Linked DNA regions of Homo sapiens: region 2 is linked to region 1. A link is an interaction called in ENCODE POLR2A ChIA-PET data of the cell type or tissue named here. Cell type or tissue: OCI-LY7. All regions are shown on one strand. Each heading gives the region's core, and the rest is flanking DNA. Links, peaks and the distances in the headings are about the cores only.

Region 1 (5,382 bases), core at 180-5,179:
AAGGCTGGACCCAGCTGGGTTCTTTTCTGTAAGATGTAGTTTTAGGGTTTTCCACATAGTCTTTCTAGCAGAGTAGTTGGGCTAAGGGTTCCAAGACACCATGGAGGAGGTTGCCAGAAATTGGTCCAGAAATGGCATTATCACCTCTACCTTACTCTATTGGTTAAAAGAAAGTACTGTTGTCATAACCCAGCTCATACTCAAGGGGAGAAAAAAGATGAGCCTTACCTCTCAATAGAAGCAGGAAAGAATTTGTAGCCATGATTAGTCTACCACAGGAGCTCTTGTGACAAGTCAAAGTATGCTAACCATGTGTACTTTTAAATTATTATTTTATTATTATTATTATTATTTTTTGAGACAGAGTCTTTCTGTCACCCAGGCTGGAGTGCAGTGGCACGACCTCGGCTCACTGCAACCTCTGTCCCCCAAGTTCAAGCGATTGTCCTGCCTCAGCCTCCCAAGTAGCTGGGATTACAGGCATGTGCCACCATGCCCACCTAATTTTTATGTGTTTCACCATGTTGGCCAGGCTGGTCTCCCAAAGTGCTGGGATTATAGGTGTGAGCCACCACACCAGGGCATATTTTATTATTATTTTTTGAGATGGAGTCTTGCTCTATAGCCCAGGCTGGAGTGCACTGGCACAATCTCGGCTCACTGCACCTTCTGGGTTCAAGTGATCCTCTTGTCTTGGCCTTTGGAGTAGATGGGACTACAGGCGCAAAACCCCACCATGTACTTTTTAAATTTGTTGTAGTTTTGGGGGTCGCTCTACGTTGATCAGGCTGGTCTTGAACTTTTGGCCTCAAGCCATCCTCCCACCTCAGCCTCCGAAAGTGATGGGATTATAGGCATAAGCCTCTGAGTCTGGCTTGCATTGCTATTATGATATAATTTCTTCAGGCCCTTTCAGTATATAGGGCTGAGAAATACATCCCCCTTATTTACATAATTTAATCAGCCAGTCAGCCATGAGTTCAGTCTGTTACCTCCATTTGAACCTCTAGCACAGAGTACTTCTAAGCTTCCTCCATTCCATATTTCTGTCTTCTACAGGCAAAACCTGGATTTCCTCTAACATCCATAAGGTTATTTGTACTACCCTACTGTAAACACAGTCTAAATACAGAGCTACTTTACCAGTATCCTTTACAGAATTTCTCTGTGGTTCTTTTTGTCCCATGAAAAGTATATGAAGTACCATGTTTGTTAGTTAGTTAAATTTGAATTCTGTATGTTAATCAATTTTTATAAATAGCTAATTTCAGGCTGAGGCAGGAGAATCACTTGAACTTGGGAGGCAGAGGTTGCAGTGAGTCAAGATTGCTCCACTGCACTCCAGCCTGGTGACAGAGCGAGAGTCGGTCTGGGGGGGAAAAAAAAGCTAATTTCTTTGTGTTCTGTTTATCAATTTATATATCTATTTCTTGACGCTCCCTCTCCCCCACCCCCGCTTTTTGAGACTGAGTCCCACTCTGGTACCTAGGCTGGAGTGCAGTGGTGTGATCACGGCTCACTGCTGCAGCCTGGATCTCCATAGGCTCAGGTGATCCTCCTACCTCAGGCTCCCCAGTAGCTGAGACCACAAGCATGCACCACCATGCTGGGCTAATTTTTATAGTTTTTGAAGAGACAGGGTTTTGCCATGTTTCCCAGTCTGGGCTCAAGCATTCTACCCACCTCAACCTCCCAAAGTGTTGGGATTATAGGCATGAGCCACTGTGCCCAGTCAACCGTTTATTTCCACTGGCAAATGTAATCCTTGCTTTATTATTATTATTATTTTGAGAGTGGCTAGGATTACAGGCCACTGTGTGCAGCTAATTTTTTTTTTTGAGATGGAGTCTGGCTATTTTTGCCCAGGCTGAAGTGCAGTGGTGCAATCTCGGCTTACTGCAACCTCCGCCTTCTAGGTTCAGGCGATTCTCCTGCCTCAGCCCCCTGAGTAGCTGGTATTATAGGTGCCTGCCACCATGCCCGGCTAAATTTTTTTGTTATTTTAATACAGATGGAGTATCACCATGTTAGCCAGGCTAGTCTCGAACTCTTGACCTCAGGTGATCCAACTGCCTCGGCCTCCCAAAGTGCTGGGATTACAGCTGTGAGCCACTGTGCCTGGCCTAATTTTTGTATTTTTAAAAGAGACGGGGTTTCGCCATGTTGGTCCAGGCTGGTTTTGAACTCCTGACTTCCAGTGATCCACCTGCCTTGGTGTCCCAGAGTGCTGGAATTACAGGCGTGAGCCACCAGGTCGGCCTGATTTTTTTTTTTTTAATTGTGGTAAACATATAAAATTTACTCTCTTAACCATTTTTATTATTTTTTGTTTTTTTGAGGTGGAGTTTTGCTCTGTCGCCCAGGCTGTAGCACAGTGGTGCAGTCTTGGCTCACTGCAACCTCCACTTCCCAGGTTCAAGTGATTCTCCTGCCTCAGCCTCCAAAGTAGCTGGGACTACAGGCATGTGCCACGACCTCTGGTTAATTCCCCCTCTTCCTCGCCAGACGGAGTCTCGCTCTGTTGCCAGGCTGGAGTGCAGTGGTGTGTTCACTGCAACCTCCGCCTCCTGGGTTCAAGCGATTCTCGTGCCTCAGCCTCCCAACTAGATGGGATTACAGGCTTGTGTCACCACACCTGGCTAATTTTTGTATTTTTAGTAGAGACGGGGTTTCACCATGTTGGCCAGGATGGTCTCAACCTCCTGACCTTGTGATCTGCTCGCCTCGGCCTCCCAAAGTGCTAGGTTTACAGGCATGATCCACTGCGCCCAACCTGCCTACTTTTAATTTGCAGTCAAATAAGCTAATTAATGTTTTCCAATGAAGCCAACTTATTGCTTCCTGGCAACAAGAGTAGTTCTGTGTGAGAATAATTAAACATAAGTGTCATGTTGAGGTTCAGTGGGGTAAGAACTCTAGATTTCCTTAAAAACTCAGGAAGAGGCCGGGCGCGGTGGCTTACGCCTGTAATCCCAGCACTTTGGGAGGCCAAGGCGGGCGGATCACAAGGTCAGGAGATCAAGACCATCCTGGCTAACACAGTGAAACCCCGTCTCTACTAAAAATACAAAAATTAGTCGAGCGTGGCGGACTGTGTCTGTAGTCCCAGCTGCTGGGCAGGTGGAGGCAGGAGAATGCCGTGAACCCGGGAGGCGGAGCTTGCAGTGAGCTGAGATTGTGCCACTGCACTCCATCCTGGGCAACAGAGCGAGACTACGTCTCAAAAAAAAAAAACAAAAACTCAGAATTGAGTGATACCTTTTTAGTTTGGAGAAATGCGGGTAGGAAGGGATGGGGATAGAATTTTAATAACAGAAATAATGTTGAAAGCTTCAAGCCTCACTTAGGTCTTAATTGAAGATCTTGAATTAAATAGAAATTAGGTTAAGGCTTATTAAAAACCATATATGAAGTAAGTAACATTGACATGTATGAAGGCCAATACTATGATTTATATATCTTGTATCAGAAATCTATATAATGCTCACAGTAAGAGAACAGGTTTAAGGACATTAATGAATTTTATTTCTGTTGGCTTTTATTTTCACAGTTAATTGTTAAACAGTTTGGCTGAGGTTATTGGCACATTAAAATATTTCCACATGGCTGGGTGCGGTGCCACATGCCTGTAATCCCAGCACTTTGGAAGGCCAAGGCAAGAGGATCACTTGAGCTCTGTAGTTCCAGACCAGCTTGGGCAAAATAGTGAGACCCAGACTCTATTAAAAAGGAAAGATGGCCAGGCACGGTGGCTCATACTTGTAATCTCAGCATCTTGGGAGGCCGAGGTGGGCTGACCACCAGAGGTCAGGTGTTCGAGACCAGCCTGGCCAACATGGCGAAACCCCGTCTCTACCAAAAATACAAAAAAAATTAGCGGGCATGGTGGCGGGCGCCTCCCAGCTACTGAGGAGGCTGAGACAGTGAGCCGAGATGGCGCCACTACCCTTCAGCCTGGGCGACATAGCAAGACTCCATCTCAAAAAAAATAAATAAATAAAAAATAAAAGGAAAGAAAAGATTTCTTGAATTCCCTGGTGCAGAAAGATAAAATTAATGGAGTGAGTGGAGTTTTTACAATATATGAAATCCAAGATTATACTTTTCAGGGATCAATTCTACAGTTCGTTACAATATATGAAATCCTGATAGTTTTTATTTGCTGAAGACAACAGATCAAGAAAGTTCTAGCTAGTTGTGGTGGCTCATGCCTGTAATCACAGCACTTTGGGAGAGCGAGGTGGAGGATTGCTTGAGGCCAGGAGTTCAAGGCCGGTGAGACCCCCACCTCTACAAAAAATAAAAAATTAGGCTGGGTGTGGTGGCTCACGCCTGTACTGCCAGCACTTTGGGAGGCCGAGGCAAGTGGATCACGAAGTCAAGAGATCAAGACCATCCTGGCCATGATGGTGAAACCCTATCTCTACTAAAAATACAAAAATTAGCTGGACTTGGTGGCGTGTGCCTGTAGTCCCAGGTACTCAGAAGGCTGAGGCAGGAGAATAGCTTGAACCCGGGAGGTGGAGGTTGCAGTGAGCTGAGATCACACCACTGCACTCCAGCCTGGGCGACAGAGTGAGACTCCGTTAAAAAAAAAAAAAATTAGCTTTGTATGGTGGCAGGTGCCTGTAGTCCCAGCTACTTGGGAGGCTGAGGTGGGAGTATCACCTGAGCAGTGAGCTAGGATTGCACCATTGCACTCTAGCCTGTGTGACAGAGGAAGACCCTGTCTCTTAAAAAAAAAAAATGTTCAAGATAACTGTTGCAATAGAAAGTTGAACATAAGCATAATGAAGAAATTTTCTAAATTTCTTTCCCTTGCTGTTGGCATTCGGTCTTTGACATTAATTCATAGCTTCCTAGCTAGTTTGCTTCTACACAGTTACAATTGTGCCTAGACCCAGAATCCCTCAGCCTTTGGAACTTATACACATATCATTGTTTTTGTGTATTATGTGATATTTTAAAAGTTGGTAACTTCCATAATATATGTGTTTTTTTGTTTTTGTTGTTTTTGTTTTTGTTTTTTGAGACAGAGTCTCACTCCGTCACCCAGGCTGGAGTGCAGTGGTACAATTTCGGCTCACTGCAACCTTTGCCTCCTGGGTTCAAGCGATTCTGTGTCTTAGCCTCCCGAGTAGTTGGGATTACAGGTGCGTGCCACCACGCCCAGCTACTTTTTGTGGTTTTCTTGTTTGTTTTTTTGAGACGAAGTCTCACTCTGTTGCCCAGGCTGGAGTGCAGTGGCGCGATCTCAGCTCACTGCAACCTCCACCTCCCAGTTTCAAGCGATTCTCCTGCCTCAGCCTCCCAAGTTGGTGGGACTGCTGGTTACGTACCACCATGCCCACCTAATTTTTGTATTTTTAGTAGAGATGGCGG
Region 2 (5,382 bases), core at 60-5,059, 210 kb after region 1:
CTGCTTTATGTTAGAAAGTCTTGATCTATATGGAATATAGAATATATTGAAATACAGATCAAGAAACCAGATCCCAAGAGATGATCTACTGAGGGACAGGATTTACTCAGATATACTACTGGAATAGAAAAAAAAAACAAAACAAAACCTGTAACTCTAGTCTGTTCATCCAGTTACTAAGTAAACCACTGGCCATACACTAAATACTGTCATTCCTATTTGATTTTCTTTCAGGTACCTTTTTTTCTCCCCTTTCTTAACAAATCAATCACATAGCTTAGGCCGGGTGTGGTGGCTCATGCCTGTAATCCCAACACTTTGGGAGGCTGAGGCAGGTGGATCACCTGAGCTCAGGAGTTTGAGACCAGCCTGGCCAACATGGTGAAACCTCATCTCTACTAAAAATACAAAAATTAGCTGGGCATGATGGCGCACGCCTGTAGTCCCAGCTACTCGGGAGGCTAAGGCAGGAGAATCGCTTGAACCCGGTAGGCAGAGGTTGCAGTGAGCCAAGATCGTGCCACTGCACTCCAGCCTGGGTGACAAGAGTGAAACTCTGTCTCAAAAAAAAAACAAAAAACAAAAAACAAAAAACAAAAAAAAAACACCCAAAAAAACATAGCTTAAAAATTCTAGTACCAAAAATAATATATAATCTTTAGAAGATTAGGCAGCCAGGCTGGGCCCATTAAACACAGTTTTGGCTCCAAGTCTTCTTACCAACTGCTGTTCTATTTTGTTCTGTTATACCTTCTCTTGTAAAAGAGTAAAATCAGAAGGAAAGGTCATAATAGACACTCACTTAATTGATTTTTTCTAGTTTTATGGTTTTCTCCCACTCCAATTACTTTTCATACCTTTGGTCTTAGTTTTTCCATCTATAAAATCATGTGCTAAATAATTAACTATCATCTTTATCATTGTCAGACTACACAAAGCTTCCAGCCTGGGCAACAGGAACCCTGTCTCTAAAAAAAATACAAACATTAGCCAGGTGTGGTGGTATGCGCCTGTATTCCCAGCTACTTGGGAGGCTGAGGTGGTAGGACTACTTGGGCTTTAGAGGTCAAGGCTGCAGTGAGCTGTGATTGCGCCACTGCACTCCAGCCTGGGCAACAGGGCAAGACCCTGTCTCAAAACAAACAAACAAAAACAAAAGCAAAGCTCTATTCTAAGGGAATTACATAAAGTAACTTATTTAATCCTCTGAGCTCTATGAAGTGGGTATCAACCCATTTTGCAGATGAGGACACTAAGGCACACAGACTTTAGGTAATTTGCTCATAACCATGCAGCTTGGTAAACTGGAGAGCCAAGATGTGAACCTGGTGGCTCCAGAGTAGGAACTCTTAAAACATTTAATGCTGTGCAGAGCAAATCAGACAAAAAAAGTGAAAGCACAATACCGCTATCCAAATGAAGACATCACCTACAAAGGTGCTCCTTGTTAGAATTCATAAACCAAAATCTTAACTGTGCTCAATTAACACAACCTGCAACAATTTTGTAACTTACATTCCATCTAAGGGGGATATGACTACTTCAATACTTACTTTCTACTTTTTTAGTCTTTCACAAATATCTTCTTAAGATAGCAAAGAATCAAATTTACCAAAATAACAAATGAAATCCAAGGCTTTTCAAAGTGTAAAGCTAGCATCTAACATTATCTAACAAGTTTCTATTTAAATATGGATTGTGATCTCAATTATAATGCATTTTCAGTTATGCACTTAAGAGACTTTTAAAGTTACTGCCCAAACAAGATAAAGTATAATATATGTTTTGAGGCAATTACACATTTAACACTCTTACAGTCTTGGTATTCATATGAGAAGGAGAGAAGGTGAATTCAAAATCTCTTACCATTGATCTTTCAGGATATCCAAACAAATAGCCCCTGTGACGGAACTAATATTAGGATGCCATATTTTAGTGATAAACCGGACCTAGAATATAAAGCACACTTGAGTTTTTCAGTAACAGAAATAAAACAGTTTAAGTAGAACTACAAGAAAATGAAATCTTCAAACTAAAAAAAGAAAGGTCCCTATATCTATTACATCATTTTGCCTAGGTGAAAGAAGGGGTGTAGAAGACAAAGGATCCAGTAAGCTGAATGTTGTCACTAACATATGTTGTTTTCAAACTCTTTAATAAATGTTCCGCCTTTAAACAAACCCAACAATTACTAGGAGCTTACAATTTACCTAGAATAATGGTAGATGCTATGAGAATACAACAGAGAATAAAATCCATTTTGGTAAATAAAATAGTACATAAAATAAAAACATAAATAGTAAATGGCACTTTTCTTCATGTGAGGCAGGGTGCAGAATAGGTTTGAGGAAAAAAGTAAGTAAAACCAGTGAATGGAAGCACAAATAGTAAGTGGCTGTGCTTCTCTTAATTTTTCTGTAGAATTTTTTCTCAAATTCTTATTATTGAAATGCCTATTATGATGTAGCAAACACTGAGGAGATACTAAGGCTTAGAGTTTAAGAAATCTAATTAAATAGCTAAACAGAGCACAATGTAAACTCCCACAATCTGATTCCAGATTCTGAGTCCAATCATCTCATTATTTGTCTCATTATGGAAGAATAACAAACCAACAAGTGAAAATGCTAAAACTCTAGGGGAACACCATGAAATTAAAGAGTTCATCAGCTCTTACTCATGAACTTTTGGAGGATCTTGTATTCCTATCTCTGACACATATGACAATGACCAGCTGAGCCCATATTCTTTGACACTTAGTAGATTAATTACTATGTGCCAATTAATGTTCTAAGAACTTCACAAAAATTAGCACTCACACACTGTAATCTCAACATTTTGGGAGGCTGAGGCGGGAGGATCACTTTAGCCCAAGAGTTTGAGACCAGCCTGGGCAACATAGTGAGACCATGTCTCTACAAATAAAAAAATTAGCTGGGCATGGTGGCACACACCTGTACTCCCAGCTACTAGGGAGCTGAGGCATGAGGATTACTTGAATCTGAAAGGTTGAGCTGCAGCAAGCCGTGATCGTGCCACTGTACTACAGCCTGGGCAACAGAACACGACCAACTGGAAAAAAACGGACTCTTTAATATATGCTCCTAAGCTATTTATGGAAAGAAGCTAAGAGTTTCCACTTCTCTCTTCTCTTTGTGACTTCTTGATTTGTTTACACTACCTATTTCTACTTCCTTACCTCCTGCTAACTCATATTCAATCTAAAAAGGCACTTTAATTCGCCAATGACTTTAAAATACCGAAAATAAGATACTTTCCATTCCTTCATTCTTGCTATGCTTGATTCTTTTCAGTCTTAATAATCTTACTACTTTCAAAGATACCTACTTCTCTCCATCCACCTTCTCATTAAAGGAGACAATCATTCATCATCTAGGTTACTACACAGTCTCCTGACTTTACTGCCTTCCCTTCTGTTCCCTCCAATTTATTTTCCGCACCAAAACTAAAGAGAGCCCTTTAAAACAAATCTGATTTGCATCACTATGCTGCTTTAAGGACCATTAATGACCTCTCATTCCCTTCATGTGGGCCCACTCTCTCTCTCTTTTTTTTTGAGAAGGAGTCTCGCGCTGTCGCTCAGGCTGGAGTCTGGAGTGCAGTGGCGCGATCTTGGAGCGCCAACATGGCAAGATGGGGTTTCGCCATGTTGGCCAGGCTGGTCTCAAACTCCTGACCTCAGGTGATCCACCCGCCTCGGCCTCCCTAAGTGCTGGGATTAGAGGCATGGAGCCATCATGCCCGGCCAAGCCCACACTCTTAACCTGGCCTTAGACTACTCCTGAAATCTCAATTTTTACCTCTATCCCACACTCCACTCTCCTGCTCAAAAAGTCATATTAAACTTTTCCCCTGTTCTGGGCCTTCATACATATTTGTTTTCTCAATAACATACCTCTGTGCCCTCTTCTCCCAACTAATTCCTACTCTTCAAGTTTCACTTTCCATATCACTTCTTCCTGATCTATTCCACACACCTGCAGTTTCCTTTGTCATAGTATATTAATTACACTTCTGTGATTTCTGCCTTGTTTGTCCGGTCTTCCCTAAAAGACACTGTATCCATCCTACTTAATAAAGCATCTCCAGATGTAAGCGACTCACATGGAATGAATGTGCACTTAATATTACGGCAAAAATGTTATTATAAGGCTAAATATCAAATACAATGCAAGCTAAGTAAGACAGTAATATAGGGCTTATGTACAACAAACATTTCTCCCTTTTTTCCCCCCCAGAGAAGGTCTCACTGCTGTGGCTCACTGCAACCTCAACTTCCCAGACTCAGGTGATCCATCTTAAAAGTAGCTGTGACTATAGGCACACACCACCACACCCAGCCAATTCTTTTATTTCTAATAGTGTTGGGGGTTTCACCATATTACCCAGGCTGGTCTTGAACTCCTGGGCTTAAGAGATCCACCCGACATAGGCTCCCAAAGTACTAGGATTATAGGCGTGAGCCACTGAGCCCACATCAAACATTGCTTTGTAAGAGATATAACCACACATTTCACATCTTAATACAGGTTGAGTATTTCTTTTTCTTTCTTTCTGTTTTTTGGAGACAGGGTCTCACTCCCGTTGCCCAGGCTGGAGTGGAGTGGTGCGATCATGGCTCACTGCAGTCCTAACCTTCTGGGCTCAGGCAATCCTCCCCTCTCGGCCTCCCAAACTGCTGGGATTACAGGCATGAGTGGGCCACAGTGCTTGGCCCATGCTGAGTATTTCTTATCTGAAAATCTGAAATCCAAAATGCTCCAACGAGCATTTTCTTTGAGTGACATGTAAACACTCAAAAAGTTTCAGATTTTGGAGCATTTCAAATCTCGGATTTTTGAATTTTGAATAATCAACCTCTATTTACTATTGAGTTCAATTCATAAACAAGCATATGCCATAATGTCAGAACTCAAGGAATTCACAGCATTTTATAACTTTAAAATGGTGGCTGGGCGCAGTGGCTCATGCCTGTAATCCCAGCACTTTGGGAGGGCGAGGCAGGTGGATCACAAGGTCAGGAGATTGAGACCATCCTGGCTAACACGGTGAAACCCCGTCTCTACTAAAAATACAAAAAATTAGCCGGGCGCGGTGGCGGGCGCCTGTAGTCCCAGCTACTCGGGAGGCTGAGGCAGGAGAATGGCGTGAACCTGGGAAGCGGAGCTTGCAGTGAGCCGAGATTGTGCCACTGCACTCCAGCCTGGGCGACAGAGCCAGACGCCGTCTCAAAAAAAAAAAAAAAAAAAGAAAAAAAAAGAAAAAAAAAAAAATTAGCCAGGCGTGATGGCGGGCGCCTGTAGTCCCAGCTACTGCAGTCCCAACTACTCGGATGGCTGAGGCAGGAGAATGGCGTAAAGG

Evidence for each region. Peaks named below come from ENCODE experiments on the same cell type or tissue, not always from the same donor. Only the 100,000 strongest peaks of a DNase experiment are listed, where the experiment ranks them.
Region 2: POLR2A ChIA-PET joins it to region 1 with 6 read pairs; 5 of 35 experiments call an interaction of 5 or more read pairs at or near these places.

Annotation. Positions count from the first base shown.
Region 1 is chr4:39,959,916-39,965,297 of GRCh38, reverse strand. The region is part of intron 2 of PDS5A (PDS5 cohesin associated factor A); the gene reads left to right. Among named protein-coding and RNA genes, the nearest start is that of PDS5A, 15 kb to the left of the region's middle. RefSeq lists an enhancer at 3,255-3,314. In OCI-LY7, for the core only: CTCF peaks have their summits at 2,893 and 3,118; a DNase peak (open chromatin) is centred at 3,097; H3K4me3 peaks cover 1,285 bases; H3K27ac peaks cover 3,457 bases.
Region 2 is chr4:39,752,224-39,757,605 of GRCh38, reverse strand. UBE2K (ubiquitin conjugating enzyme E2 K) reads right to left here. Exons shown (of 7, transcript NM_005339.5): 4 at 1,867-1,949. Among named protein-coding and RNA genes, the nearest start is that of UBE2K, 57 kb to the right of the region's middle. In OCI-LY7, for the core only: no CTCF peak of the experiment used is centred there; a DNase peak (open chromatin) is centred at 3,075; H3K4me3 peaks cover 685 bases; H3K27ac peaks cover 1,192 bases.